Regions from separate parts of the Mus musculus genome. Here regions 2, 3 and 4 are each linked to region 1. The links are chromatin loops, found by intact Hi-C in ENCODE. Cell type or tissue: heart. All regions are shown on one strand. Links, peaks and the distances in the headings refer to the core of each region. The heading gives the core; the rest is flanking DNA. Region 1 holds the start of Bdnf (brain derived neurotrophic factor). Region 2 holds the start of Lin7c (lin-7 homolog C (C. elegans)). Region 3 overlaps Gm39905 (a long non-coding RNA gene). Region 4 holds the start of Mettl15 (methyltransferase like 15).

Region 1 (7,602 bases), core at 1,012-6,011:
AAATAAAATAAAATGAATAATAAAGGTCTGTCTGCCCTAGCCTTTACTTATTGGCTGGATTAGAGGGGCAACGTTTAACAAAGCAGCAATCCAGGTAGACACTTGGCAGAGTTTATCATACAGCTAAATGAAAGTAGCCCTCCAGAACCTAGTCATGTAACTGATCTCTCATAGGTTAAAAAAAAAATCAAACAACCAAACAAAAACGGTCCAAAGACCACTCTCTGCTCTAGAGGAAGGGGGCTTAGTGAGCTACCCACCCCTCACCCTAAATCCTGGTTAAGTATATATACATATATATATTGATGTGTTGTTGCTGCCTAGATAATGACAGGCTTGGCTTCTGTGTGCGTGAATTTGCTAGGACTGGAAGTGAAAACATCTACAAAGCATGCAATGCCCTGGAACGGAATTCTTCTAATAAAAGATGTATCATTTTAAATGCGCGGAATTCTGATTCTGGTAATTCGTGCACTAGAGTGTCTATTTCGAGGCAGAGGAGGTATCATATGACAGCTCACGTCAAGGCAGCGTGGAGCCCTCTCGTGGACTCCCACCCACTTTCCCATTCACCGAGGAGAGGACTGCTCTCGCTGCCGCTCCCCCCACCCACCCCCGGCGAGCTAGCATGAAATCTCCCAGCCTCTGCCTAGATCAAATGGAGCTTCTCGCTGAAGGCGTGCGAGTATTACCTCCGCCATGCAATTTCCACTATCAATAATTTAACTTCTTTGCTGCAGAACAGGAGTACATATCGGCCACCAAAGACTCGCCCCCTCCCCCTTTTAACTGAAGAGAAGGGGAAATATATAGTAAGAGTCTAGAACCTTGGGGACCGGTCTTCCCCAGAGCAGCTGCCTTGATGTTTACTTTGACAAGTAGTGACTGAAAAAGGTGGGTTTCTTTTCTTTCTCTTTCCTCACCCCCCCCCCCGCCCCCGTTTGGTCTGCTGGGAAGCATATGGCTTTAGTGAGGTCTGTTATTGCCTAGGCTTCCCGGCTAGAAGCAGTAACTTGGTGTAATGCTATCCGGGGTTATTCATTAATAAAAAATACTGTTATTATCTTGATTGAATTCTATTAGGCACACTCCGGAGAGGTCAGGGCGCAAACTCTGGTTAAGCCGATGTGTTTAAGGTAGCGGAGTAAACCATAACCCCGCACACTCTGTGTAGTTTCATTGTGTGTTCGCTTTTTCTAGCTTTGTGGTGCGGGAAGGTGCGGGAAGGTGTGTCTGGGGCCGGGGCCTGGGGGTGGGGGTGGATGCACGCCCTCTCCCACAGAACTTGGGTGCTGGGATGGAAAAGATGGGGAGAGTTGCAAACCAGGGGAGAAAGATTTGAACGTGTGAGACTCACACTCGCTTCCTCCTACTCTAGAGCACATTGCGGGGAGTAGGGTGCCTAGGAACCGGGATTCGACCACCCCTCCTAGCAAAGGGCACCCTGCGGAGACCGCAGAGGGCAGGCACAGAGCTTTGGGTTTAAGCAGCGAGCTCCGGGGAAATGGAGAGAAGCCAGTGCAAGGCGATCAGGGATACCCCGAGGGCTTCCGAGGGCTTCCGAGGGCTTCCGAGGGCTGAGCCCCCGCAAGGAAAAGGCGCGTCGTCCCCTTTAAGCAGCCACCCCAATGGGTATCGGTGGCGCGGCGGAGCAGGGAGGGGATAGGGGCGGCGCTGTCTGACCAATCGAAGCTCAACCGAAGAGCTAAATAATGTCTGACCCCAGTGCCTGGCTCTGGCTGAGCTCTGGGTGCCCGTCGCTGCTGCCGTGCCGGGGCGCACCCGCTGGCTGGCTGTCGCACGGTTCCCAGTGCGCCCGGGACTCCCGGGCTTGGAGAAGGAAACCGCCTGGGGCGGCGCGCCACCTCCGCCTGGGAGGCTTTGATGAGACCCGGTTCCTTCAACTGCCACCACTGCCTTGGGGCAGACGAGAAAGCGCACGGGGCCCAGGGCAGGGCGCAGGGACCAGAAGCGTGACAACAATGTGACTCCACTGCCGGGGATCCGAGAGCTTTGTGTGGACCCTGAGGTAGGCGACTGCGGGGCGTGGGGCTAAGTGCGAGAGCCAGAGGCGCGTGCGCCCGGGAAAGTTGGCTAGGGGACTGAGAAGTTGTGGGACTGCAGAACTCCGGCTTCACCTTCGTCCCGGGACAGCGGAGGGGCGGGCTTGCTCCTGGGGAGCGTTCTCCCGGGATCCCACGACTCTGAGGGACAGTGCGACCCCAGGAATCCCTTCAGTGTGAGAGAAAAAGCCAAGGGAAGAGGACGACTTGCGCCATGGGAGCTAAGCCTGCGTCCCGGGGATCCCCGAAGTCCTCCCGCAGACGAGGAAGGGTGGTGAGAGAGATATAGAGCGACAGCTGTTGGGGGCTCAGACGGATGGCACCGGGACAGGGCTGGGATGAGAGCCCTTACCACCGGCTTAGGCACTCTCCACGCAAATTTGGACCGGGGTGGTGTGTAGTCCGAGAATGGGTCTTGGCGCCTTCTGTCCTCATCTCTTTTCCTGGGTATCACAACAGGCTGTTCACTGTCACCTGCTCTCTAGGGAGTACTACCAAAGCTTACTTACAGGTCCAAGGTCAACGTTTAACTAGGAAAACTTGGGACCCTTCTTATCGCTGGGGCCTGAAAGGGTCTGCGGAACTCCAGGACAGCCTGTATCCGACCCTCTGTCCATCCTGCGCACCTCCCTTTGGGCATCCTCCTGAGGAAGTGAAAGTTTTGACTTTCATCCGGGAGTAGGTTGGGTGTTTATGGAGGATGAAGAGGCTAGTTTTGATTTCCAGGGATGCTGAAACAGGAAGAGCAATGGATAAGCGACCTAAGCGTAGAAAGAAATAGCTGAAGATGGGGGCTTTGTGCTTGATGACAAGGAAGAAGGGGAAATTGCTGCCGGGGGTGGGGGGGGGGTGGTGTTGTTCCCCCCGGGGCTGCTGAGGGCGGTGAGCCACAGGCTGTGAGTTTGAGTTTGAACTGGTGTTTTAGTGAAAACAATTCGTGAGTTGGGGGTGGAGCCTGGGCTAGGAAACTGGGGATGGGGACTTGGGGATGGGGGGAGCCGGAGGGAGAGAGGGAGGATCCAAGGAGGAGGGAGGGGAGGGCCAGGAGAGCTGAGCTAGGAAGGTAGAGGGTGCCCTCTTCTGGCCACACTGGCAAGAGTAGCTGCTGGGGCTCGTCGAATGGGGGCGGGGAAGTGTTTTAGGGGCAGTTTTGCTGGTCGTTATGGGGGTTGCGAGTAGAAACTTGTTGAGTGGCGTTTTGAAACAGCTTCCTGAAGATGTGCGGCTCGGTTCGGAATTTTGGCTTGTTGCATTTCTTTCCTTGAGTTGCCGGGGTGCTTTGAGATACCATTGACTAAGTGCTAGGATTTTCTTGATCTTACTTGAGGGTCTTCCCGGCATCCTAAAATATCCGTCTTCTCAGCGTCAACAACAGCCTTTTAGCCCCTCTCACAAGAATACAGGATGTTCTTGTCTGGAAGTATGTTTCTGCCTGTTTATTAATCCTTCTAGAACTTATCCTTTTTTTAAAAAGAAAGCGATGTATAATTAGGAACAGTAATTGTTATCTAATTGTATATGAAAGGCTAAATGACTCCCCCTTCCCAACAATTGGATCAACTTACTGAAAAATATACCCCTCTTTTAATTCTTCTCCAAAAATCGATTCTTTTATACATTAGTTATAAGGTCAAAAGCCATTTTGATCCTTCGATTGATTTTTGTTTTGTCTTGTTGCATTATTTATTTATTTATTTTATTTACGGGTTTGATTCCTCTAAGCATCCGGGCCCCTGTAAGTTTGAGACACTATTTTCAGGTCGGAGGTATCTGAGGTTAGAACAAGAGCGGTTCAAGCTGTTACACACAATAGGCTTAGTCAGGCGCAGAGGATGAAATAACATTAGGGAGCTTTAAAAATAATTACTGCAGTTCACTGATTTTTCATAAGGTTTGGAGGTTTTGGTTTGTTCTTCCTCCCCTCCTCCCCAAGGCAAGAGAGAGAGAGAGAGAGAGAGAGAGAGAGAGAGAGAGAGAGAGAGAGAGAGACTTGTTGAAACGTAATCTCTACTGGAATTTGAAATATGGTAGTTACCATTATTGGAATTCCAGAATCATAAAGTTGTTTTCTGTTCCTCTTCTATGTTATTTTGTAAAAATGGGATAAATATTGGTAAATATTAATAGTAAATACAACGACACAGAACACACGTTGTATAGAGAACTGTTTTACGTCATTAAAATTTTCCTGTTTATAAATGATTCAGGAAGAAAGAAATAATTCCCAGATAAACAAGACTGTTGTGCATGACGTAGACATCTTGAAGCATTAGACCATTGCAGACACACTTAGACATAACATTTTTTAAAACAGACTAACAGTAATTTTTCACATACTTCTAGAGTCTCTCACAGCCCATTCAGAGCTTAGTTTGTAGTTTGGAATCATGCTTGTTTTAGGGTGCTACTTAAGGTCATTTGAAAGGATTGCAAACCTTTATGCATCCAGAAATTAAATCATTTAGGAAATCTGGTTTAGGATGCCTTGAAAGTATGCACCCTTTTAACTGCATACAAGAGGAACCTAGAAAGTGATCATTTGCCTAAACTGCAGCCATGGTTGCTTAAATCTCCTAAAGGTCCCAAGAGAGAAAAGGAGCTGGGTTACTTCTAGTTCATCTTGACTCGCTGGGAGGGAGAAATCATATTAAATGTAAATGCAAATTTCTAAAATCCTAGCACAAAGTCTTGGATTTTCTTTTAAAGGGGGCACCATTAAAATATAAGCTGTTCCCAGCTTCCTGTAATGTTTTAAGAGTCCAATTCTTTTTAATAGTCCCAATAATCTCATTTCTTCCGAATATAAATAGCTCTGGGTTGTAGCTTGGCACACGGAGCAGGCTGAGCACGCCCACCTGATAGTATAGCAACCAGCTTGTTTTTATTCTTTTTTAGATTCATCTTTGAAGCCTTTAGTAAAATCCATCTCCCCCTTCCCCCCTTCTTTCCCCACACTCCACATACCCTATATGTTGTAAATTGTAGCACAGTTGGCAGATTTGGGTTCTATAGATGTTATCTTCTAATCACCAAGAGAATCTGAGATGCACGACATGGAAGGAAAGGTCACACACAAGTAGTTCATTAAGAATTTAAGGTGTAGGAATTTAGTCCCGGAGTAGAGCAAAGAGCAGTTGTGGATTTTCTGAATGAAAACAGAACACAGCAAGAGGAGGGCAGCTAAACCTTTGACTGTTATGGAAGACACACTCCTGCTGCAGCAGTTATAGTGTACTGATCTCCTGCTAATGGTTAAAACACCAGCCTGTGTTTCTCTCCTTGTGGGGACGGTTTCCGTTTGTGTGAGGGGGCTCTTTTGGTCCTGTGACAGTGAGTATCTCTTTTTAATGGGGTAATTGCTCACTTGTCTCAACTTGTTTTCAAACAATTGTTATGAAGCACTTCGTTTCCACTAATTGCAAAATTGCTGCTTAATTGAAGGACTCTCAGCCGCCTAGTGCAGCCATTCAGCCACTGGCAGGCTCTGTGAGCTCAAGCTGTGAATTGCATTTTAAAGAGGAATCAGAAGAGAGTTTTGCAGAATTCCAACTTGAAAATGCTGGCTGTTGTTCACTGGAGGCAGAAGGAGCCATTTGAAGGATAATCACATTAAGTTGCATTATGATAAATTTTCTTTATTAGGATGGATAACATGCCCAGATGGGCATCAGAAGTGAATGAGTAGACGTATTGGTTACACTCTGGCCTCCATTTATTCTGTCTAGTATGGAGTAATGCTAAGAAGTAAATGATGTTGGCAAATGAAATCCGTTTGTCACTGGCATTGGGGAGTTAACCCTTGGAAACATCACTAAAGCTTTAGTACTTTAAAACTTAGGGAAGTGCATCCTTAAAGCCCCTCCATCTTCCACTTAGGGATGAGATTATTAATCCTAAATAATTTTACACTTGATCTTAGCCAAAAGGCCTAAAAGCAATAATCCTAAGTAATTTTATATTTCAAAGAATTACTAAACTTCCATCACTCTATCACAGGAATATGAAAACTTCAGAAAGTTATGGACCCAATTACTGAATAATGGAGTCATTGTTGATAGATTTAAAAAAAAAATGACGAAACTCAGTAGTTGCATGGGTATTTGAAAATTGTTAAGGGGGAAGGGAATGCTATCAGATCGATAGGTAGATAGATAGATAGATAGATAGATAGATAGATAGATAGATAGATAGATAGATGAAAGAAAGAATGAATTACAAGCAGTATGGCAAATTTCATTTATGTAAGTACCAAAGTGCAACTACAAACTCTGAGACACACCTTTGGTGAGGTAAATCTGACCAAACATTGTGGATGGCTATGGAGTAGCTAGTTGTCCTGAAGTTTCATTTATACATGGCCTGAAGTTCAAGGATGGTTACATTTGGAGAGCGAGGGGAGTAACATAAATTTACAAGCTTCAGTGGCAGGCATAATAAAGTAAAAGGTTATTTCCAAAGTTCCCAGAGAGTAATGAATGTTATGTAGTTTTCCCCAAAGGTTCACTTGAAAGAACTTTTCATTGGTTGTCATGGTCGTAATGTCCTGATTTTGAAAGCTTACAGAACCTTGGCGCTTTTAAATCTGCTTTCATCTCAGTTGCTTTGGTCTGACTGGGATTTTATGACGACCTTCTGTGGTTTTGATATGCCTCCACATTTTTTGGAGGGAAGGCAGGCAAAGGAGGATATCCTAATTTCAATATAACCAGGAAATACAAAAAAAATTACATGATTTTTTTTAAGTCACTGTACTTCAGATTGTTCTTTTTAATCCAAAATCAGTTTGTTTTTTTAAATTTCAACTAGTCTATATGAAATTTGCTAAGTATGTAATAGAAAGTCAGATAAATGTTTCAAATTAATTTAAGCAGTTCATTAAACATTGAAGTCATAGTACCTACTAAAGAATTTCCCCAGACTTCCCAGTAAGTCATCCTGTTGCCATATCAATCTTTACTGCCTCCCTTTCTTGACACCCTGTGCAGGCTTGGGGAGTGTGTGTGAAGGGGAGAGGGAGACAGGTAACATTTATCTCTGCAGGTGGATTTTAAAGCAAGCAACTCCACAGCTCAACTTTTACACTAACCTTTAAGAACTTTAACATGCTAGTCAATGTAAAATTGGGAATCAAAGGTTGCTCTCTCTCTCTCTCTCTCTCTCTCTCTCTCTCTCTTTCTCATCATTTTCAAGGGTTTATACTGTAGCACTGAATGCAAAGGTTTTGATTTTGCCCTTTTGCCACTGGCAATTCATTCCACTTTCTGAGATATAATAACACCAAATAAATGAAGTAGGAAGATCTTAAGGAATATCTTTCATCTCTGATCTAATTTTAACTTTAATGATTTGAGAAGATTTAAGAATAAAATAGAGGGTGGTAAGTAGAGTGGGAGTTTTAAACACTATTCTACCCACCTTGCACCCTTCCCCCTCAAAGTAAGGAAAATAAAAGAGGCAACAAGAAATGATAAAGATCATCTCTACCTACGAATAAGTAGCATCAAAATGTGATTTAAAAAAAAAAGGAACCGGTAATTAT
Region 2 (7,602 bases), core at 1,095-6,094, 190 kb after region 1:
AAACTCATACATAGGAAAAATGTATATTACTTGAGACTTTCCTGGAGATTCTGATTTATTAAAATTCCAAAGTTTTAAGGAATATATATTTAAATAAATGTTTATATTAGCTGCTATACATTATGCATCAAGTAATTTTCATTTGTTGTCATGTCTTCCTCAACATTCTTGATAACTGAGGCAACATATCAAAAGACCACACAGAGCCAGGCAGTTGTGGTGCACACCTTGAATCCCAGCACTAGGGAGGCAGAGGCAAGAGGATATCTGAGTTCAAGGCCAGCCTGGTCTATGTGTCTGTGTGAGGGCATATGTGTATATGTGTGAGGCTCAGAAACAACTTTTGGGAGTTAGTTCTTCCCTTCAACTGTACATTTCAGGGACTGAACTTAGGTCTTCGGATTTGGCTGCAAGCACCTTTGTCCTGCCTACCTACCACCATCTTATTGCCCCTACTGTCTGTGCTCACTAAGCAATCAAATTGTGTTTGTAATGTAGGTCTCCTACACCTTTTCATAAAACCTATAACCAAGAGTTGATATTTCTAATTGAAAATATGAGACCAACACAACTTAGATCCTAAGATAAAATAAATTGTTTCACCTTATTTAATATTATTGCTTTTGTCTTTCATTTTATTAAAATCCATCTTAGTCAGGTTTGTAGTGGCAGGTGCCTGTGTTCCTAGGACTTTGCAGAGTCAGACAGAAGGACTGTAACTTTGCTTTTTGAGGTTTGAAGATTTGTTTTATGTGTATGACTGCTCTACCTGCAAGTATGTATTCACACTATATACGTGCCTGGGCATCACAGATATAAGGAGAGTGTCAGACTTCCTGGAATGGAAGAAAATTTTTACCTGTGCTCTACTGTTCTGCCTCATTATGTCTTAATGACCCTTTATAAGCCAACTGTCATCCAGTTTTAGTGGATCCTCTTGCTCACAACTTCCCTTGGGAAGACCAAGTCCCCAAGGCTGCACCATGCACAGAAGTCAGGGTGCAGTTTCTGAGACATTGTTGGCTTATTTTCTGTATGATTTTATTGAGGTGGCTTAGGTAGAATTCTCCCCTGAGCAATAGAGACTCCAAGGCCTGACACTATTACATATGCTATGTTGTACTTCCAGACAGTAGTCTAGCATGGCTGCTCTCTGAGAGGCTCAACAAGCAACTGACTGAGACAGAAGCAGATAATTACACCCAGCCAATGGTCTGAAGTCCGGGACCCCTATGGTTGAATTAGGGAAAGGCTGGAAGAAGCTGAAGAGAAGGGTGACCCTATAGGAAGACCAGCAGTCTCAACTAACCAGAACCCCTAAAATCTCTCAGACACTGAGCCACCAGGCAGCATATACTAGCTGATATGAGGCCCCCCAACACATATACAGCAGAAAACTGCCTGGTCTGGCCTCAATGAGAGAAGATGCTCCTAACCCTTGAGAAACCTGAGGCCCCAGGGAGTGGGAAGGCCTAGCAGGGTGAGGTGGGGTGGAATGGAGGTATGGTGGGAGGAGAAGAATGGGATGAGGAACTGTCAGACCTGGAAGGGGATAATGGTGGGATTATAAAAAAATTAAAGATAAATATTAAAAAGAAGAAATGTGGGTAGTCATCATCTAATCTATCTATTTGACGATCTAGATACTACAGAAGAGCATACAAAAGCAGCCTTCTCTCTTGTTAAACTGAGTCATATACTTCTGCCCTTAGCCCAGCGGTTCTGATCATGGGATCACCAAACACAAAGTAGGGCTACCCGCATTAACTTCTGTTTTTTTGTTGTTGTTTTTGTTTTTTTCTTTGTTTGTTAGTTTGTTTTTTACCTGTGGCTTTGTACTGAGACTACTACTGTCTTCTTTCTCATGCTTCCATCTTGCAGGCCACAGATCATGATATATCTTATCTTTCATGATCACTTGAAGCAATCTTTACAGTAAGTCTGTGTTCCATGATTGTACACACATGTGAGTGTACACATTCTGTTAGTTATGTTTCTCTAGAGACAATAATGAAACAAGTATTCTAGGGTCGTCTTAATTGGTTCTGTTTTCTGAGTGCTGAGACAACTGCTCTGTCACTAAGCTACATCGGCAATATAACTTCCTAATTCTGATGGAGCATGTTTCCTAGTTGCTTTTGAGAAAGTATGTATGGAAAGTAATTTTTTAGAAGAATTTATATGTTTAGTATGAAACTGTGGGGCTGGGGGTTAACCCAGGATATCAGACATGCTAGACAAATACTCAACCACTGAGCTATACCCATGCCCCCTAAAACGTCTTTCAGTATGACTTCTCTCCTGATAATTTTATCAGCTTAATAAGTTGGCTCCTTCCCTTTAAAAAAACCACACATACCTGAGAATCATAAGTCAGTGGTAGTAGCACACTGTTTATGTAGCTTAGGCTGAGGTCATACTGGATTAGAGTAGGCCCCTGGTCTCCTCCCCTGGTCTAATAGGACTGGTCTCCTTCTAAGAAAATGCTCAGACGAAAATAATAGTGAGACTGCCATGTGAGTATGAAAACAAAGACTGAGTGTGATGGTTGGCATATGTTCTGCCCAGGAAGTGGCACTATTAGAAGGTATGGCTCAGTTGAGGCAGGTGAGGCCTTGTTGGAGTAGGTGTGTCACTTGTGGGTGTGGGCTATCACAGCAACTTCCTAAGTGCCTGGAAGTCAGTCTTCCACTTGCAGCCTTCAGATGAAGATGTTGAACTCTCAGCTCCTCCTGCACCATACCAGCCTGGATGCTGCCATGCTCTTGCCTTGATGATAATGGACTGAACCTCTGAACCTGTAAGCCAGCCCCAATTAAATGTTGTCTTTGTAAGACTTGCCTTGGTCACGGTGTCTGTTTACAGCAGTAAAACCCTAACTAAGATGCTGAGTAGCACAAGTCAGGAACACCAGAGACTTCCAGAAAACTGCTAGAAAGCCAGGCAGAGACAAGGAAGGGTTCCTGTAGATTAGAAATGAACATAGTACCTTTATTCCTGACTTGTAGCTCTCAGATTTGTGAGGCAATTATCTGTGGTTTTAAAACATTCCGCTTGTTATACTTCACTATGGAAGCTCTAGAAAACAAGGAGGGAATTCTAGTTTGAGAATTATTCAATTTTCTGTAACAGTTTTATAGCTTGCAGAGTCCTTCCAGCTGTGTTAAGGAAAGAAAGTGCATCCTGTTTCAATTTCTAGTCCTTAGAAGGTGACCTTTTATTCTCTGGAAACTTTTATGGTCTTCTGCGTAAGCCTGGAATTCTGGGATTTTTTGTGTGTTTATCATCAAAGACATGGAAAAAGACTACTCCAAAGGAGCAGAAGATAGAGATAAAGCTCAGATTTGTGTAGCTTGTACAAGTCTGCAGATTCGAGTCTCTGGAAAAGTAAGTAATGTGTAACCCCAGCTCATAAGAATAGCTCCTGTCAGCCAAGAAAACCTGTGTCATTTGTATGGAGCATGAGGAAGCTTGAAGGCTACTGCCCAGTGGTGGGATTCAACTACCTAATAACAACATGTAGAAAACTGCAGTTCAACGGAAAGAATGGGTCACCTGCAACCAGCTATTAAAACAATCCTGTCGTGCAGGTGTTACAAACTTAACACTGGACTATGATCTTTGCTACCCAAATCCAAGTTTCACAAAAATTATTTCATTGAAATTAGTGACTAAAAATATTTGGGTCCACCAAGTCTTCAAGAGTGGCCCTATGAGGATCTGGAGATGACAGACAGTGCTGTTAGGAGTACTGGCTCCTTTTCCAGGGGTCCTGGGGTTAGATTCCCAACACCCACAGGGCAGGTCTCAACCATCTGTAACTCCAGTTCCAGGGGAATAGATGCCCTCTTGTGGCCTCAGGTTTGTAAATGGTGCAGATATACATAAGGGCAAAACACCCATTAATATAAAAATTCTTACAAATTACAAAATGTACCCATAAAACAAAATCTATGCTTCATCCTTCATTCACAAGCAGATTTTGAATCGGCTAACTAAAAACAATACTTCGTGTATACCAAAGCGTTCTCTCCCGGTTGTTTTTTTTCCCACCTTTCTGCTCAAAGAGAGTTTTAGATAAAATTCGAATTGTAAATTTTTTAAATTAGATCAAGCTAGGATATTAAGAATTTATAAGAGGACTCGGACATGGGGAAACCAGCCTAGACGGTCAGAGGCTGCCGTCGGTCGGGTAAGGGCCGGAACTAAGGTCCTGACTTCCCCGAGGCAGGGGACACTCGGGACATCGGTTCTTTTCAACCTCAGGTTGTTGGAAGTGGACGAGCACAGACCCACGAAAGGAGGCCACCCGTCGGTCGCAAAGCGTCCCCGGCTACCGCTCTGCGTAGTTACCCGCATCCTTCTAGCTCTCGCGTTACTACCATCCTCGCCCTTCCGCTTTCTCGGCCTGGTCCACCGCGGCCCCTCTGTCGTCACTTCCTGTGGGTCTGCACCTCCGAAGAGAAGATGGCGGCGCTGGGCGAACCTGTCCGGCTGGAAAGGGGTGAGTGCGGCGGGGGTCGCGGCCGCGGTGGGTGGGGCGGGTCGAGACTACGAACCGCTCTGCCTGCGGGCCGGAGCGGAGGCAAGGTGACCCGGACGCTGAGCCCCGGAAGCCCTCGGCGGCCTCGGCGCCGGGCGCTGCTCGCGGGGGGCGCTGGCTGGCGTTTGAAAGCTCGCCAGAGCCGGCCGTTGAGGCTGGCGGCGGGCACAGCACGGCTCAGCGGCCTGCCCACGGCTGTAGGCACGGGCGCTCCCTGGGTCCGCACCGCAGCATCGGCTTTCAGCTTCATAGACCCTAAAAGCCGAGGCCACCACGCAGCCCGGCACTGTCTACGGTCAGTGTGCGCGAACAGATCAGTGTGGCCTCTTGGCCTGGTTCTGCCACTTGGCCGACACAGACACATTCCCGCAGAAACTCCCTCGCCCCCATTTAAAACTCAGACTCCTTCAGTACTGTGACCACAGCCTCCGGGCTTTGAGTTGCTCTTTCCTAACTTTCGCACCCCTCCAGCCACGGAGAGGATGCTTACAAAAACAAAAACAAAAAACAAACAAAAAAAAAACCCTCCAACTGACTTGATCTTGGGAAGGAGATTACATAACTAGGTGGAGTAGTGATTTGATTGTAAGTCACTTTTAAGTGCCATGCAATTCCATACTCATAAACCCTACACTTGGAAACCTGGTTGGTTGATTGCTTCTTAGAGCAAACAGCCAAGAAAAACCAACCCGATTGAAGAGAAGCCTGTGAAAAGACTCTCCCAGGGTCCAGTTGCAGCTTTCCAGTATTGTACTCTGTTCTGCCCCAACTTAAATTTCAGACAACTGGAACAAGCTTTGTACAATTCGGTAGTCATAGTAACCAGAAAGTACCAGTTAAGCATTTCGAGTGCTGTTGGCAAACATCGCCTGGGATGGAGTTTGACATTGCATATATTTAGTATTCACAATTATAATCTCAATATCGTCCAAGAAGGAAATCATTTTATAAAATTTGTGTATGTAATAGAACCTCTTTCCTCACACACTGTGCTGATTATGATTCGTTTTGCTTTTTATTGTAGTGACCATGGGAGCCTTTTGTTTCTTTTTAAATAAATGAACTTGTTTGTGACAGGGTAGCTTGGGAAAGAATAAGGTAGGCTTACAGCTGTGTCATTTTCCCCTCAAGTACTACGGTGTCAATGTGCTTTGAACACATTGTTACACAGGAACAAATCTGTTGGTGTTAACCAGAAGAGTTGCAAGTTTCAAACAAGATGGCGTTCTTTTGTATCTTTAAATGAAGCACAAAATGTGGACCTTTTCCCTCTGACATCTGCTTTTTGCTGTTAGGAAGTTTTTCAGTTAAACAGTAGAAAGCTCAAAATATTGGTAGGAATGAAGTCCTAGTTGGTTTTTGCCAGTTAGCAGGATAAGCAAGGCAGTTGGTGTCAAGTCCGATTCTGATCAAGAATTCTAACAGACCTAGCATATTCTCAAAAGTTCCACAGTACAATTCCACAGCAAAATACCAGTACATATGACCAAGTTCCTGTTTGCTTCAAAATCATCAAAGCACAATTCACTGGTGCACAAACTTAATGAGCATATATTTGGTATAGAGTGTTTAACTCATTTCTAAGTGTCTCCCTTCTCTCTACCCTCTCCTATCTCCTCTTTTCCTTCTTCCCACCATGTTGTATTGAGTTGAGAGCCTTGTACATATTAGGTGAGCACTCTGCCACTGAGCCGTTTTCCCAGCTGTATATGTAGGATTTTAATGTGGATAATGTATTGTGACTGTAAATCAACAACTGCTGAAACAACATTTACTAGCCATTCTGGTGGTGGGACATCAGAGCAAAGCTGGTCTGTTTGATTAACTGATTAATAGCAGTTTAAACTTTTATTATCTAAAACTGAATCAACTTTTTGCTTCTCTACTAAGTTTATTTGGACTTTTTCATAAACAAATGCAAAGTCCTAACTAATTCTGTGAAGTAAATGCCTGGTATTTTGTTGTTGTTGTTGTTGTTGTAGTTGTTGTTGTTGCGGGATTAAAGGTGTGCGCCACCACGCCCGGCTAAATGTCCGGTTTTTAACGTGGCATGAAATCAAAACTTTCCTCTAGTTAAGTCAAAGTATGCAAGGATCAGAATATATAGGATAGTATATAGACTTATATAGACTCTAAGGTATCCTAACCTTTGGAGCCAAATGAGCACAATTCAAACTTACTTAATTAAATTTAATTAGAATTTACTGCTACTTAATTAGCAATAAGAATATACTGAGGCTGGGGTTCAGAAAAACCTTAGGAAAAAACTCAGAACAGAGATTGTGATTAATAGTGTTATAACATGAAGTTGAGTTTTCTAAAGTTCTTTGTTCACATTTTTTACATTCCCAATGACAGTTATCTAATATGCTAAATGTGTCTGTGTGTGTGTGTGTGTTTGTAGCTCTTTCATATTTTTTTCTTTTTAAGTTGTATATGTTGGGAGACTTTGGAGAGGGGCGTGGCAGAAGAGGGTGTCAGGTCCGTGGAGGTTTAGGTAATTGTGAGATGACCAAGTGGGTGCTAGGATTCAGGAAGTGCTGAACTATGTCTTTGGCCCCTAATACTTTAATATTTCTCTGTATAGCCCTGGCTGTCCTGGAACTCACTCTGTAGACCAGGCTGGCCTCAAACTCTGAAATCCGCCTGCTTCTGCCTCTCAAGTGCTGGGATTAAAGGTGTGCGTCACCACTGGCCGGCTTAATATTTCTTAAAATTAATCCATACCAAGGAGACATACATCTGTGCTTGTGAAAGCGTTTTATTTCCTTTCCCCATATGAGGAAGGCAGTATTATTGCTGTTTTACAGTGAAAGACCATAAAACAGGCTAGGAAACTTTTCTGAGGTCACAAGCATTAGGACCAGGTTGATAAAGCTATTTTCGTTTTTTCCTTTTCCTTCCTGTTTTGTAAACCCTATCTGGACATGTCTGAGTTAAAACACTGTTAGCAAACCTCTCAGTTAGCTGCATTTCCACATGTTACTGAAGAATCTGAAGGTTCCCTTCAGGAAGTCAGCACATGGTCTCTTGGGTTTTTATTGGGTTTTGGTTTTGGG
Region 3 (7,602 bases), core at 1,770-6,769, 820 kb before region 1:
ACTCACTTAGCCATCTTACCACACCATAAGTGAGTTTTTACATTAAATTTTTCATGTTATAATTACTGTGAATTTTCTCTGCCTTGTTTTCACCATTAATATTGTGTTGTGTGCATTTACGTATGTGTACACAAAAGTCAATGTACTTTAGATATTTACACTTAAATATGTCCATACAAACTATAGTCATTAATGAAATGAATTATTTCTAAACCATTTATTATTCATCATGATAATGAGTGACATACATCTAAATTACCAAGAATATATATCTATGCTATACTAAGCATAAAAAGTTCATTGCAAATGTATTCTATTAGCATATATTTAGCTTTGGTGACCAATCTCTTAAGAGATGATAATCCAGAAACAGTTATTTGTAGTTCTATGTAGATCTGATCCTGAGTTGCCACATTGTACAGTTGGCTTTTGTGACTTGAAGTCTAATTTGGATTCACTGAAATTTTTGCACATATGCTCTTATGCCCACTTTGTTTTGGTGTCACCTGCTAGGGCTGCCTCAACTACGTGCTTCTCATCTGTGTGACTAGTTCTGCTTCTGTGTGAAACACCGTCACTGAATTAGATGAAGAAATAGTTTTCTCTACCATCATCACTATGGAAATCACAAAGGAATAAGCCTCTTCTCTGAGGTTTCGTTCTGCCAGATAATGCCTGTCTACAAGAAGTAGACTCTCAAAGCAACCTATTCCTTTATTGCTGGAGCTGTTGACTCTAATTTAGGAAAGGAAGTGCCTAGCAACCTTTTAGGGTTCAAGGCAAATTCAGCAGCCGAAAAGTTGGAAGATCTGAGTATTCTGTCTGAAGTATGATATCTGGATATCAAGGTATCCCTGAATACTTCTACCTCTAAGTCATCCATGGAAAAACAAGCACCAGTTCATGATCATGAACTTGTATATAAATTTCAGCAGTTTTAAAGAAGATAAAATGAAAACATTCTAAATATCCAACACAACTCAATTAGGCAAATAAGCTGTACTGTCTTTGCACAGTGAATTAGTGGGCTATCTCTAAAAATGAAAAGAAGAGATGGTTTTCGTGCACTCTAGGTTGCCAAAACAATCATTTGTGAAGCAGTAAGTGGCATTTTTAAAAAATATATACGTATCTTCCCGGACATATGTGCCTGCTAAAACCCCATATAAATACACATAGACATCATAACAAGTGAATGAGTATTTTCTATGGGTTTTAGGACTAGGGAATTTGTTTTGTTACTTTGCTTTTTGGGTTTTCTGAAGGCTGTAAACTCTTTTTTTAAGAGGCTCAAATTTATCTTATGATTAGAAAGTCTGTCGCAGATTTTTGAAGGCATAAAAATGATTTAATCCTGTCATATATTCCAAAGACAATAAAAATCAGAGTCTCTAATATGGATATAGAATAGAAATACTCTCATGTTTTCTTCATTGATATTCATTTTAAAACTGTCCATGACCAAAACTAATTACTTACATCATTAACCTGGGTTAAAGAAACTAAAATAAAGCTTCAGGCTGGTTAGATTAAGTTAGATTAAGCCATTTAATTCCCTGAAATATGGGAACCTTGGAGAAGGGTTTATCTATTAAATGGGTGGAGAGATTACCTGATTAGGAAGAAAAAGAAGAAATATAAGAAACGTTGAAAAGGAGGAAAGATAAGAAACAAAGAGGACAAAAGTGATTATAGATTAGGTAATAGATAAATAGAACACTTATAGGTAGACGATAAATTGGTGATAGGTGGTATATAGATGAATGGACAAAGAGTAGATAGATAATGAACAGACAAATGGTATAATAACTCTATAGTTTTCCTGGAGAGATGAAAGAATTAAATACCACTTTTCAAAAAGCCCCAGACCCTCCACAGAGTGAGTCCTTCCTTGAACTAACATGTGAAAAAATTATTTCTAAAGGTGAGAAAATAGCCATGGAAACCAGGATGCAAAAGTTAATAAATGTGGCATATAAAAGGAATTAGACTACACTTGCTATCAATTTGCTTTTCAGGTCTAAGGAAATGTATATCATTTTCTGTTTGTGTTGTTTTGTTTGCTGTTCATTGTTTCTTTTCCACATAGGATCTCATGTGCTGTAGCCTGACTTAAAACTCATTATATAGTTTATTCTGTGGTTAAGGATGATCGTGACTTTATGATGGCTGTGCCTCCATTTCCTGAGAAGTGGGATTAAGGACTGTGACACCATGTCTAGCTTGGCTTCAGTCGTATTCAGCAAGCACTCTGCCAACTGGGCTACACTGCCACATAATCATTCTCTGTATCTTTTGCTATTTTTAGATTGATTGCTTTCTCACCTAGAAACTATTCTTTTTTTTTTTTTTTCAAATCTACTTTTATTTATTTACTCTCCATTAGTTTAAATCCGGGATGGGTACAGCATCACACGGATTCTGTGTCCAATGGCCTTTGCAGGAAGGTTGCTTCGGAATTTGGCACGAACCATACCGCTGTTTCCGTGGGCCCGAGTTACCTTTCCCCAGATCACTCTGGTTTTGTTTGGTTTACCTCCAGGAGTCACTGTATTGTTTTTTGCTTTATACACATAAGCACATCTCTTGCCTAAGTAGAACTCCGTTTCATCTCGGGCATAAACGCCTTCAATTTTAAGAAGAGCCGTGTGCTCTCTTTGGTTCCGGAGACCTCGCTTGTAGCCAGCAAAAATGGCCTTGCACCACAGCCTTCCAGACATACTTGCTGTTAGAAGTCCTGTTCCCAGCAGGCCCCAGCAATCGGGCCCCAAAGCTCTAGAAACTATTCTTAAAGAGGTATTTACTATGCAATAATATATAAGACTAAACTCTCATGATCAAATTTTAACTTTAATTAAAATAATTCTAGTATAAAATTATTATTGCTGATAATAGAATTGTGTTTTAAATATTCCACATGTTTTGTAAGCAGTTACTGGGTAGTATCTAATTTATTGTTTTCAGCTTTTCTAACAGGCAGGCATTGCTATCTTCAGAAGAGAAGCTAGTGTCAAAGTAATGCAGTGAATTGCTGAATTCACACAGTAAGAACTCCAATGAAACTGTCCTTGATGCACATGTCTTCCACGAAAAGCTGCTGATTTTCATGCATGGGTTGCAGTCATCTTGAAGACACTTGCAGACACAAGCAAGGCAGTTCCGTTCCTTAAGCACAAGGATGTAAGAATCATTGGCAGAAATGGGAGTTGCTGAGGGCTTTATTACCAGTGGCTGAAAGAACAAAAGAAGATCATGGAAAAGATTAGGTAGAAAATGCAGTCAGACCCTATTCTTCCTTTTGCAGTCCCAGGAGCTGGAGTTGGGCAGGGGTGCGTATAATCACCTTTGAGTCTGGAAGTAAAGACCTAGGATTATACAAGTATGAAGTACCTTAAAGAGGGAGTTTCAGAAAATCATCTCTATGGAGAGCAGAGTAAGCATCATAGTTGACTGAGAAATATAAATGCAGGCAAAACTTGTCAATTCAATGTGAGCATTTTTTTTACTTAAGATCTACAGAAGACAAGAAATTCATGATTCAATAGACAAGCTTTCATACAGAAGAGTTGGTGAGTTGCTGAAATCTCCTTGGAACTGCTAATTTTCCTTTGTCATTCTATTCACCCTTACTATACAGATCTATCCTAACAACAGCGTTTAACAAGGTTCTAGAAACAGAGAGAAAGGACAAATACTACAGGGGATGTTAAGCACTATGTTACGTGTGTGACATAGCAAATTTATTCTTAAAACATAATTTCTTCTACTGCAGTAAGCCTTTCGAATGACTTTTACTTTTGTTTTCCCTTTCTGTTACAAAATAATAATAATAATAATATATATATATATATATATATATATATATATATATATATATATATATATGGTCTCAATTGTTAAAATTACATGGAAAATTTAATTTCTCTTTATGGGTTAATAATCTCATGTAGTGATTGGCTTATCAGGAGTGGTTGTATGCTTCTCCTTTTAACTGTATCCTCAGAGAAGTCAGGAGGTAGCATGAACTTCATCATGAGGAAATTACACCATGGACATTGGCAAACACATCAAAAGTACCAGATAGGAGAAGTTCTTAAACATTCATCATTCTACTATCAAAAACTGCAGGGCTTCATTCATTTTTACTGTTGCAATCCATCTAGCCAATCAAAATTTGAAGGTAATTCAAAATATGAGCCAAATTAGTCTGTCTTCAGACTCTAATGTGTCATTCTCCAAAAAAATAAGGTAGAGATCTTTTAGAAAACAATAAGAAGATGTGCTATGTTAGTCCTAACACCTCCAGAGGTCCACCATTAGCATTTTTCCAGCATAAGGGAAAAAGTCTTTGTGAGTCCTCTCTACCCCAACTAAAAAGTACTTTAGTCAATAATACCAGCACTCACATTCCTTTCAGAGTCTTTCCTTATGCTCAAGTAATTTCATTAATGCATGGGTCCTTATGATAGCATGTCCAACCTTTGCAAATAAGAAGACCTGTTGGCTTTCCCCTTAGATGTTTGAATTTCTAGTTTAGGCTCCAAATAATGTACAGTTCTACAAGGCAATATGGTGGTGTCAAATGGGACCCAATCGCCACCACGGTTTGCTTTTATCCTCTTACTTTATGGTCTCTTTTCTGCTTGTCACCACTTTAGTGTGAACATGGGGAACTTATTTTCTACGTATTTAATTAGTTCAATGAAGGCTGTTTGAAACATAAGACGTATTTTTTCCATACTTACCGCATTCAGTACATATGCACCAAACATAAAAATGATATTTTGTCCACCAGAGGGCACTCCTATTGTTCCAAGTATAGAGCTAAGGATTATGGAACTCTTGAGGGAGAACCTAGAGACAGAATGAGAGAAATCCCAGAACTGCTCAAGTCTTCAATGAATGCCAGAAGGAACATTTAAAACAACTTTTCTTTACTTCATTTTAATTCTTCCCTTTCAATCCCTCCTCAGCCTTCCCACTATACTGATGAGAAAAAAAATCTCAAGCATATTCACAAACTCATTGAAGGGTAAATTGGGAGGGGGAGTAGCGGTAGTAGTGAAATCCTTTATTCCACATTTTCATCAGAGACAACTCTGCTAGAAACTATATATTTTTTTAAATGTAGCATTGTGGAGGATATGAAAGAATAACAAGAAATTGGTTTTAATAGAGTTACATCTTGGTGATTTAAGACAAAACCTCTCAAATTCTTTTCCTGTTGCAAAGCTGAGAACCATATGCTTTAAATGACAGGGCTTCTGCACTCCTCCTGGAACCTTACACTGTTCAAGTGTTAGGAAAACCAGAGACCGCCAAGGACTGTGGTCTAGTGTGTTGACAGCATGAGCCACAAGTTAGACCAACGTCTCACAAAAGCAAAATAAACTTTAGATCTTTGAGACACATTGTGGAGCTCATTAGTGGTTTCAACTAAGTGCTGTTTATTGACCTTAAAATTCTCCTCAATACAAGATTACATGCACGTATGTTTTTATCTTTTCCAAACATTTCAAACTATGAACCAGTTAGACTCTACTAATTTTAGACAGTAGTTCAGAGGCAAGACTTCTGCACCTCTCCAGTTATATTACTATTGTAAAAAACAAAAACAAAACTATTTCTTTTTTCACAATCACTAACCAATTAAGTCTCAAGATAATCTTATTTTAAACAATACTTTGTTATATCACTTTTAAAATGTCCTGAAATCCAGCTCTTTAGATAGCTAAAGTACAAATGCATATATCACAAACACTTAACAAAATAAATAAAAATGAAATAATTTATGTTTTTTTTTAATCTTGGAGAATGGTAACAATGTAATTACTAGAGTATAATGGATGAATAGTCAGAAGTTTAACCTTTTCTGGATGGTCCCAAATTGTCAGATAATATAGAATTTTGATGAAATAAATAAACTGACTGTTGGCATTGCCAAAATCAGAAGCAAGTCTGACTACCTTACTCAGTTCACATCTGGGTTCAGTTTGTACCCAATAAGAAGAGCTTAACCAATCATGTTGACTCGGTCTCAGTTCAGATGGAGAAGCTGAAATGTTTCATGAAAAAAACAGGAATAGGAGAATACTTTTTTAAGTCCTCTCTGAGGGGGGAGAATATTTTATATTATTTGAACAGTCATTACATAATTTCCTGGTGTTAGACAATCTTCTGGTTTGATGCTGTATGATATCTGTTAGAAACCACCTTTTATAGGAATATGCAGTTGTTATTTGTTTGTTTTTACTAATAATCCTCAGGAATTTAATGATTGGCAATTAATTATTTATGAGTCAAAACTTATGTGAGCATATCAGTGTCAAAACTGCAATACTTTTACAGACAAGAAATTATTAAGAGTTACTGTTACCCCTGGAATTAAAAGTAGGCACATAATGTCTTCATAGGATAAATCAATAGTCCATTATTTATTAAATAATAATAATGATACTAAAAAAAGTGAACCATATCTGACACTATTTCTTTTTCTAAAATACCCAAGGATAGTAGCAATAGATACCTTAACATATAAAGGGACACCTCATGGGGCCCTAAACACAGACATAGAATTATAAGCAACGAAGGCATGCTAAGAGCAAAACTTGATAGTCTCCCCAGTGAAGAGCCTATAGTTGGTAATCCAATACCAAGTTGTCAGCCCTGTGATTATATTCACATGAATACCATTATTCAGAATAAGAAGGTTGTATTTATAAATTTAGGGACACACACACATTTAAAGAAAAGAGGTCAATAATTTGAGAGAGAACAAGGGGATACATGTGAGAGCTTGGAGGGAAGATATGGAAGTGCAGAAATGATGTAATTATATTTTAATTTCAATTTTTTTAAATTAATGAAAAAATTTCTCCAGGGACCTAGTTAATACCTTCTCCTTTGTCAGATCTCAGTTCAATTATCACTTCCTTGGGAAAGAAACCTCCTTGATTAGGTCAAATCCCAACACACTATGCTTTCAAAGCATCATGCTTCTCTCCTTCCAGACAGTAGCAAAATTATAACTTTGCAACGATTTTTCTTACTTGAAAAATATCTCTTCCTCCTAATATTTATATTGCAAAAGACTGTTTAGTTTTACTGTTCTTTAAGCCTACATCTAGTACAGTACTGGAATATAGGGGATTCTCAATGCTTATTTATTTGTGGAATTAGGAATTAGTGACCATCTGAGAAGGTGAAAAGAAAATGAAAAAGAGTGCAATATTACAAAATAGTTAAGAAACCCATGGAAGGAGTTACAGAGACAAAATTTGGAGCTGTGACGAAAGGATGGACCATCTAGTGATTACCATATCCAGGGATCCATCCCATAATCAGCTTCCAAACGCTGACAACATTGCATACACTAGCAAGATTTTGCTGTAAGGACCCAGATATAGCTGTCTCTTGCGAGACTATGCCGGGGCCTAGCAAACACAGAGGTAGATGCTCACAGTCAGCTATTGGATGGGTCACACAGCCCCCAATGGAGGAGCTAGAGAAAGTACCCAAGGAGCTAAAGGGAACTGCAACCCTATATGTGGAAAAACAATGTGGACTAACCAGTACCCCGGAGCTCTTGTCTCTGGCTGCATG
Region 4 (7,602 bases), core at 1,682-6,681, 420 kb before region 1:
CCCCATCCATGTTTTCAAAATACTTGAAGAAACAAATCCCATATAAATGTCTACCTTTCCTTTTGCAAAAGACAGTAGTAATTTTAGAGCTGGGAATAGTGGCAGATGCCTGTAAATCCCAGTACTCAGGAGGCAGAGGCAGGCAGATGTCTGTGAGTTCAAGGCCACCCTGATCTAGAAAGCCTGTCCCAGGGCAACCAGAGCTGTCCTGAAAAGCAACAACAAAGTTAGTCATGTGAGAAGCTAAATCAGAACTGAATACAAATATATGTGAAATATGTTATACAGACAGAACATGAATAAGATGTTTCCTTAAGGATAACACATCAAATTTGTCTTAGAAATAATCTGCTGAATGATGTGACAATGAAAAATAGTGACAATGGGGAGGTGGCAAAAAAAAAAAAACTAGAGATAAAACTCTAAAGGGAATTTCTAGATCTTAAGCATCAACAAATTTAAAAAAATGGTTAATTACTCTTTAAGTTCTCCAGATAAATTACAAAACTCAAGTACAACTACCCTTTATTTTAATTTTTCAAAATAATTGTCATTTTTTTATTCAGGTGTAAGTGCCAACAAATCTAAACAATATTCTTTGTGCCTCGCTTGATCATTATCACAATTCTTGGAGTTAAACATAATTATTCCTATATTACACATTGAAGAAACTAAATAGCTTGCCACATAGTCAGAGCCATAACTGTAACTGTAATGCAAGAGGCTTATCTTCAGAGCCTGAAATCTTTTATCTTCAGTGTTACAAACATAACCTAATGGAAGTATTTAATGTAACCATGCAATTTAAAGGTACAGTACATAAACTATGTGTATATATAGTATCTCTTGAATTATATTGTTAATGGAAACAGTCTCCTATACCTTGGAATTATACCTAAGTAGAGTTTATACCTAAGTAGAATTATACCTAAGTAAGGGCACACAGTATTTAGGCAAAATAATAGAATCTGGAATAAACAAGCTATACTCTATGCCCAGTTTTAATAACTGATTTTTATATTTGGGGCTACACAAGAATGCAAGTACCCACAGAGGCCAAAGGCATTGTGTCTCCTCCACCCCACCCCCACACCCCCACACCCCCAGCTACAGTTACAGGCAGCGGTAAGTAGGATGATGTGGGTGCTGAGAACTGAACTCAGGGTCCCAGCAGAACACAAGTAACCACTGAGCTGGCCCTTGTGCAGATTTGACTTTTGTTTTTGTTTTGTTTTTGTTTTTTTTTTTTATTTGTTTGTTTGGGTTTTTTTTTTTTTTTTGGAAGCACTGCTGCCAATAAAAACCTCAAAACAATGTGAGGGTAAAGCAATAAAAATGGACAACAAATTGTTTCTACTGGCATTTTATTCTTTACTGTACTCAAATTTCATGTATTTAACTACATTCAAGATTAAGTATATATGTATATAGATATACATATATATGTGTGTGTGTGTGTGTGTGTGTGTGTATATATATATATATATATAGCTTGTAACCCAGGTAAACATGGAGAAGGGGTTACAAATAGTTGATTATTTATATATAGTTTTTAGATTATTTGTAGTAACCCTCCTTGTTGGGATCGTGCCGTAAAAAAATCTTTTGAGTTCAAACTGTAAAGGAAATTCCTTCTTTGTAGCCCAGTCTACTACCAAAAAAAGCAGATCTCTCCGCAATCTTGTGAGCTTGTTTAATTTACTGCCAGTCAGTAAACCTGGCCTCTAAAGCAGATGCACTGTTACTGGGTCATTTAGCTTTTCTACATGGGCAAGGTTCCCTGAAGTCCTGGAAACCACAAAATTGGCCATGTTCAATTGTGGGAACACAAACAGGAGCCATATAAATAGAACTTCCTTCAGGATGCTAACAATTACTATTAGTCCCGAGAGGAAAAGTTACAAATCTAATTTTAAAGCTAGAAACGCGACCTAGGGGGCTGGAGGCGGGGGCTAAGGCGGGGAGGGGGGGGTGGAAAAGGGAGGATGCGCCCCTTAGTCAAAGGATCTCAGCCTTCCCTGGCCAATCTTAAAAGTGAAGGGTGGGAAAGCTGGGGTTCTCCAAAGCCAGGCCGGCAGTACACCGGAGGGGACGGGGGAGGGGCTTATTTCCTCACAGGCGGGGGATTCACTCCCCACAACCTCAACACCAAAAGTGCCCTGTCTCCAACCCTGAACTAGGGACTTCTCCTCACCTGAGGCAACAAAAACAACAAAAAAAGTTGGGCCGGCCGCGATGCTAAAACGCAGAAGAACCTGTTTGCGTACACCTAAGTCCCGAGTGGGGGAAACTTGTAAGAACGGACAGACGGCCCTCGTCCTTCCGTCGGAGCAACTGAAGTGTGTCTGCCTTTAGTTCCGCTGCTCCCAGCACCTACTTTGAAAGGGTGTTGTGGGTCAGGGGTTTCCAAAAGATCATCCTGGAAAAACAAGATCTCACTTTTAAGGGTTTTGGGGGGTTTTATTTTGTTTGTTTGTTTGTTTGTTTGTTTGTTTGCTTGCTTTAAGAATTGTTTTGATGTCTGGCGAAAGTTTAAATGTAACTTTCAATTTTCTGTCTACTATAAAATAATGGCTCCATGCATCATCCAATTTCTAACCAAAGGTGGAAATTTCAACCTTCTTAACCCTGTACTTTTGGGAAGTTCCGGTCCCCTACCCCGACTCTTTAATTTTGTTAAAAAGCATGAGGTTCTCTCGTCCTGTTATTACTTCTGCCAAATTCATGAGTTGACAACTGCACAATAATAGTATTGGTTGTATTGTTAAAACCTCTCTGTTTTAACCAAATGTATGATTCCTGGAGAGTATGGATCTCATTAGTGGAACCCTGCTATCAAGCAAGTGCAATGCAGAAGTGAAATTAAATGGGTAGTATTGGGATTACATGTGGCGACACTTGTAACACTAAGAAGCCTATATAGTGTGAATGTCAAAACAAGACAAAGATGGAATGTACATGCCTACTTAGTCATTTACCAATATAATTTTTCAAGATAACAAGATAAACATATTTTCAAACTAAATTAAAATATATTATAGTCACTTGACCTAGAAAGTATTTTAAAAACAAATGGCTAATTTTGACTTGGTTTCTTTTACAAGAGAAATACTTCCCTATAAAAGTTTTTCTAACACTTCAGTTTTCTCCTAATAAAATCAAAACAATATGTTTATATCTTATAGTCTGTTTTGAGAATAAAGTAAGGTAATGTTTAAGGGGTTAAAAATATGCCTGAGACACCAAAGGTCAAGCACTATATATGGAAAGAATATTTAAAACAAAATGAACTCTCCTCATTTTTTTTTTTCGAGACAGGGTTTCTCTGTGTAGCCTTGGCTATCCTGGAACTCACCCTGTAGAGCAGGCAGGCCTTGAACTCAGAAATCTGCCTGCCTCTGCCTCCCAAGTGCTGGGATTAAAGGCGTGTGCCACCACTGCCTTGCAAACTCTCCTCATTTTTATTACCAAACCAATGTCACAAAAATGATGATGGCATTAGTTGGTACATATACTATAATAAGAAATAAGTAGTCACTTTATTGACGCACTCTCCAGGGCTCAGAAAAAATTCATAAAACAAAGAATAATGTATAATTTGCAACTCTCCTGATTTTCTTCAGTAGATTTAAGACATAATCATAATCTATGGGATTTCAACGTAAAAATGTGACTAATAGTACTCTGCACTGCTGGGTGTGGTGGCCTATGCCTTTAATCTCAGCACACAGGAAGCAGAAGCAAGAAGATCTCTATATGTTCCAGCCCATTTGTGTCTACATGGCAAGTTCCAGGCCAGCCATGACTACTGGGCAAGACCTTGTTTAAAAATATAAAATAGATTAGATAGATAGATAGATAGATAGACAATAGACAGACACATGCATAAATCCTCTGCCCTGTAACATCCTATTTTTACAGAAATCTAAACTCCAGGAGGGAAGGGATGCTGACTTCAGTGTGTACTAATATGCTCCTAAAATCTGCAAGTAAGAGTTGCTTACTAAATAGAGTCATATAAACAATAACAATGTAATTCAGATCGTACTACTAAATTTTTCTAAAGGGTTGAGAATGTCAACTGATAAAAGGCTTGCCTAGCCAACAATACAAATATAAAATACCCTGCCAATTTTTTAATATTCCCTATGTTTTTAATGCATTTTTCTTTCTAATGTATACATTCAGAAATAATGCAATCTGAAACAAGAAGCCCATGATCCAATAATGTGACTAGGCCAATATATTTAAGTGATTTTTAGTTTGTAAGGTCATACTTGGAGCATGTTAAATGCTGGCAAATAGCAAATATTTTCGCAAATACCAAATATTTTTAATCAGTAATAACGGGAGCAGGCCAGGAAACCCTGACAAAAGAAGACTTGGGACTTGTAATTAATTCACATGGAGGCACCATACCTTCCAAAGCCTGAGTCCTAATCCTTGGGAACTTGACTAATCAGAAAGGGAAAAAGGACAAAATAACCCAGGCCCTTTTACAGGCCCGCAGACTCCGCCTCTCCCCCTAAGAGAAACATCACCCAAAGCCCAGGGCACCCCAGACCCTAGGACTGTGGCAATACTAAATATCCCAGGTGGCTGCTTCCCACCTGCACCGCCGCCCGAGCTCCGCCCACCTCCGTCACGGCTGCCGGAAACGACCGCGCGCGTTGCCACGGCGACGCCCAGGAAAGTAACTTCTCCTCCGGCATCTGAGGCCCAGCCTCTGGCGCCAAACTGCGAGTCGCTCAGGAAAACGTCTGACGTGCTGACGTCATCCGAACGGCAGCCAATGAGATGGATAGCTGGGGAAGCTGGCTTGGGTTTGAATTTGTGGCTGTGTTTGGAGCGCCTGGAAGCCAACTCTGCCAAGTTGTGACGGTCACTTCTTGTAGGTGAGTGAGGTGGGCGCTGTGTCTGGGGACGCGTGGGTTGATTCGAGGGTCGCCGGAGTGGAGGATCCGGTGTCAGGCGACAAATTAGCTTTCGGCGGGCGATGCAGGTCGAGGGTCCCCTCGGTATTGCGGCTTGGAAAGACCCGGAGCTACCGAGTGTGCATGACAAGGCGAGCCTTTCTCAGCACCGAGGTTCTAGGCTTCGCCACTGAACCCCGAGGGGAAGCTGGTCCCTTTCTCAGACTTAAACTGAGGACGCTCACAGTTCAGCCTCCTAGAGCGTGAGGTTCCTTCCGGATTCCAAATTCAGAGTGTCCTGCTTGGGCTGCACATGGGAGTGTGCGACTTCTGGGCTTTACTTCATGGGAGGAGCTTTTGTGCAGAGAGGCTGTCAGGTCAGTCTGGAGCCCAGTTGTAGCCTCAAGCAAAACCGGCCCTGACTGCTCACCTGTGATGCTGAAGGTCACGGAAAAAAAGAAACAAAGACAAAAAAGTGCCAGGAGGCCAGAAAGCAGCCTCTAATCCTGCAGTTTCTGCAGCCTTTTCAGCAGGAGCTCATTTGCCTTGCCTAGTACAAAAAAAGCCAATGCTGACTGTTGCTCATTATAATATGAATGGGGATTACTGGAGTAGAACTAATTTTGTTGGTGACATCAGTCCACTTTGTCCAGTTCCTACCTTGGGTTTTGGAAGGTTTTCTTGACCTTTGATGTTAGAGAATATGAATCCCACAGAGCTAATAAATAGTACTTGCTATTGAATTCAGTGTATGAAAAGAACTATTTCAGTCAGCAGGAATGATTTGCCTTGAGAGGTATTCTCATTGAACCAGTATTTACAGATATTTAAGATTTTTTTATTTTAAAGAGCATTTTGTCCCACTGTAGTTATACTTTTCAATAGACACTATAAATTGACTATGCTGTTAATGCTATGAAAGGCAATAGAAAAACAATTGGCCCACCACCAATACTGATAATCTTCCCTCGTGTTAGTAAGGCAGTCAAATCAGTGACTGACAGAAAGGTTTAAGCCAGATAGAAACTGTAAATGAGGCAAGGTCCCTGTTCTAAACCATGTCGAATCAGAATTTTCTACCTGAGTTGGGAATAATTCGTAGCTATGTCATTGTGCTTCTATACACCTGTTTGGAAGCATTTTCTTTTTCTCAGTCATGAGATTTGGATTTGTAGCTGGGTCCGCTTTCTGTCATATTAGTAATAACATTTGGAAACATTACTAAGTTCCTCCGTATGTGAGGCAACCTTGCATAGTTATTATGCGCGTTGAATGACTTGGGTATGAAGTGTCTGCCATGGTTCCTGGCAGAGAGTAACTCATGTGAGCATCACTGTTACCACCATACTGACCTGGGGAAAGCCTTTCAATCATATTCATTAAGAATACTTACTGTATGGTATCAGAAAAACAAAAGGAAAAAAACCAAGTTACATTTCATAATTCACTCCTTCCAGGAAAAACACAGAGGTGAGCAGTGATGGGGAGTGGGGTAATAGATTCTAATCCAAACATACCAACTAAATAACAATTCACAGGAAGGGGAGTGCATGTTGGCAGACTATTAATTTATTGCTGCAGTCATTACGTGATATATGTATAATGACAGTGTATATCTAGAATGTGTAGAATCCTTAATGCCACCTAAGTATTTTTATTTTTTTTAAAGGAAGTATATAATTTTAATTTTTATGTAGAAAATTCTCAGGGCCTATACATGAGTAAATTACCTTTTGGATTCTATGTATTTTTATATACTTTTATTAATTTAATTATTATTTATATTTGAGAACTGTATAGGTTTAAAATAATAATCCTATTTGCCGTCATTTCAGCATTCTTTTTCTTCTTATATTTCCTAACATATAGATTAATCATACAATTTTGTAGCAGGAAAGGCTCTTAAATACCATTTGCTCTTTAGTTTGAATATTGCCAGTTAGAGCCCCTTCATCATCCTCTTTTATACTCAGTCTTTCAGGAATGGATCAATAGTCTACTGTAATCTATAGACTTACTTTATTCCCACCAAAAAAAATCTTACCACTGGCTCTTTTGTTTCTTCTTTAACAGCATACCATTTAAGATGGAATATGACTTAATTGATCAGGGTCTATACTGTTCTCAAAGCATTGTCCAAAAAGAATTTGCAAATCTTCATCCTATTCCACAGATAACAATTATCTGTTTCATATTAAACATGGTCTTTGTACTTGATATAGAATCAACTAGATACCAGACTTTTAGCCATGTTTGAAAAAGAAAACATCACTTTAATGTAGGAGAAGGGAATCTTTGCTTTCTGGTGCCCTAGCTAAAGAACAAAGAGGAATAGGAAATAAGATCAATCTTAAAATCTGTAGCAGGTTGAGACACAAAGTTACACTTGACATTGTACTTCTTAAAACTCCTTTAAGAGACTGTCAAAATTTCTTCTCAAGTATCACTTGAATCCTTACTGCATTTTAAAATAACTATAGAAAGTTCCAATTAGCTTTAAACTCTTTAATCCTCATTAACTATTTTAAAAGCTTGGTCCCATCCTTATTCTAATTTTATCGTTTTAAACAATGAAAGATTGACCATAATTTTAAAGAATCATACATCTTTCCTACTCTCTAAAGTCAAGAAAATGAATAAACCATCTTTCCTCCATGCTAGTGTCGGAACCTAAGACTTGTGCCCTCCC

Evidence for each region. Hi-C counts contacts between places; a loop is a spot of excess contacts. Peaks named below come from ENCODE experiments on the same cell type or tissue, not always from the same donor. Only the 100,000 strongest peaks of a DNase experiment are listed, where the experiment ranks them.
Region 2: a loop joins it to region 1, with 5 times the contacts of the local background. A loop is called at or near these places in 8 of 42 quality-filtered maps.
Region 3: it touches region 1 in a loop (21-fold over the local background); 20 of 42 quality-filtered maps call a loop at or near these places.
Region 4: it touches region 1 in a loop (2.8-fold over the local background); 7 of 42 quality-filtered maps call a loop at or near these places.

What each region holds. Positions count from the first base shown.
Region 1 is chr2:109,691,881-109,699,482 of GRCm38, forward strand. It overlaps Bdnf (brain derived neurotrophic factor), which reads left to right and starts at 1,683. Exons shown (of 2, transcript NM_001048142.1): 1 at 1,683-2,029. In heart, for the core only: a CTCF peak has its summit at 3,150 (motif pointing left); DNase peaks (open chromatin) are centred at 1,711 and 3,131; H3K4me3 peaks cover 2,642 bases; H3K27ac peaks cover 1,525 bases; H3K27me3 peaks cover 3,005 bases.
Region 2 is chr2:109,886,418-109,894,019 of GRCm38, forward strand. It overlaps Lin7c (lin-7 homolog C (C. elegans)), which reads left to right and starts at 4,461. Exons shown (of 5, transcript NM_011699.3): 1 at 4,461-4,504. The coding sequence starts at 4,468. In heart, for the core only: a CTCF peak has its summit at 3,859 (motif pointing left); a DNase peak (open chromatin) is centred at 4,424; H3K4me3 peaks cover 2,160 bases; H3K27ac peaks cover 1,751 bases.
Region 3 is chr2:108,872,539-108,880,140 of GRCm38, forward strand. Gm39905 (a long non-coding RNA gene) reads right to left here. Exons shown (of 3, transcript XR_866639.1): 2 at 4,746-4,854; 3 at 2,942-3,231. It also overlaps the pseudogene Rpl35a-ps4. Among named protein-coding and RNA genes, the nearest start is that of Gm39905, 4.7 kb to the right of the region's middle. In heart, for the core only: a CTCF peak has its summit at 4,780 (motif pointing right); no DNase peak of the experiment used is centred there.
Region 4 is chr2:109,275,999-109,283,600 of GRCm38, forward strand. It overlaps Mettl15 (methyltransferase like 15), which reads right to left and starts at 2,292. Exons shown (of 6, transcript NM_029790.3): 1 at 2,195-2,292. Kif18a (kinesin family member 18A) reads left to right here and starts at 4,740. Exons shown (of 17, transcript NM_139303.1): 1 at 4,740-4,895. In heart, for the core only: no CTCF peak of the experiment used is centred there; a DNase peak (open chromatin) is centred at 4,753; H3K4me3 peaks cover 3,011 bases; H3K27ac peaks cover 2,425 bases.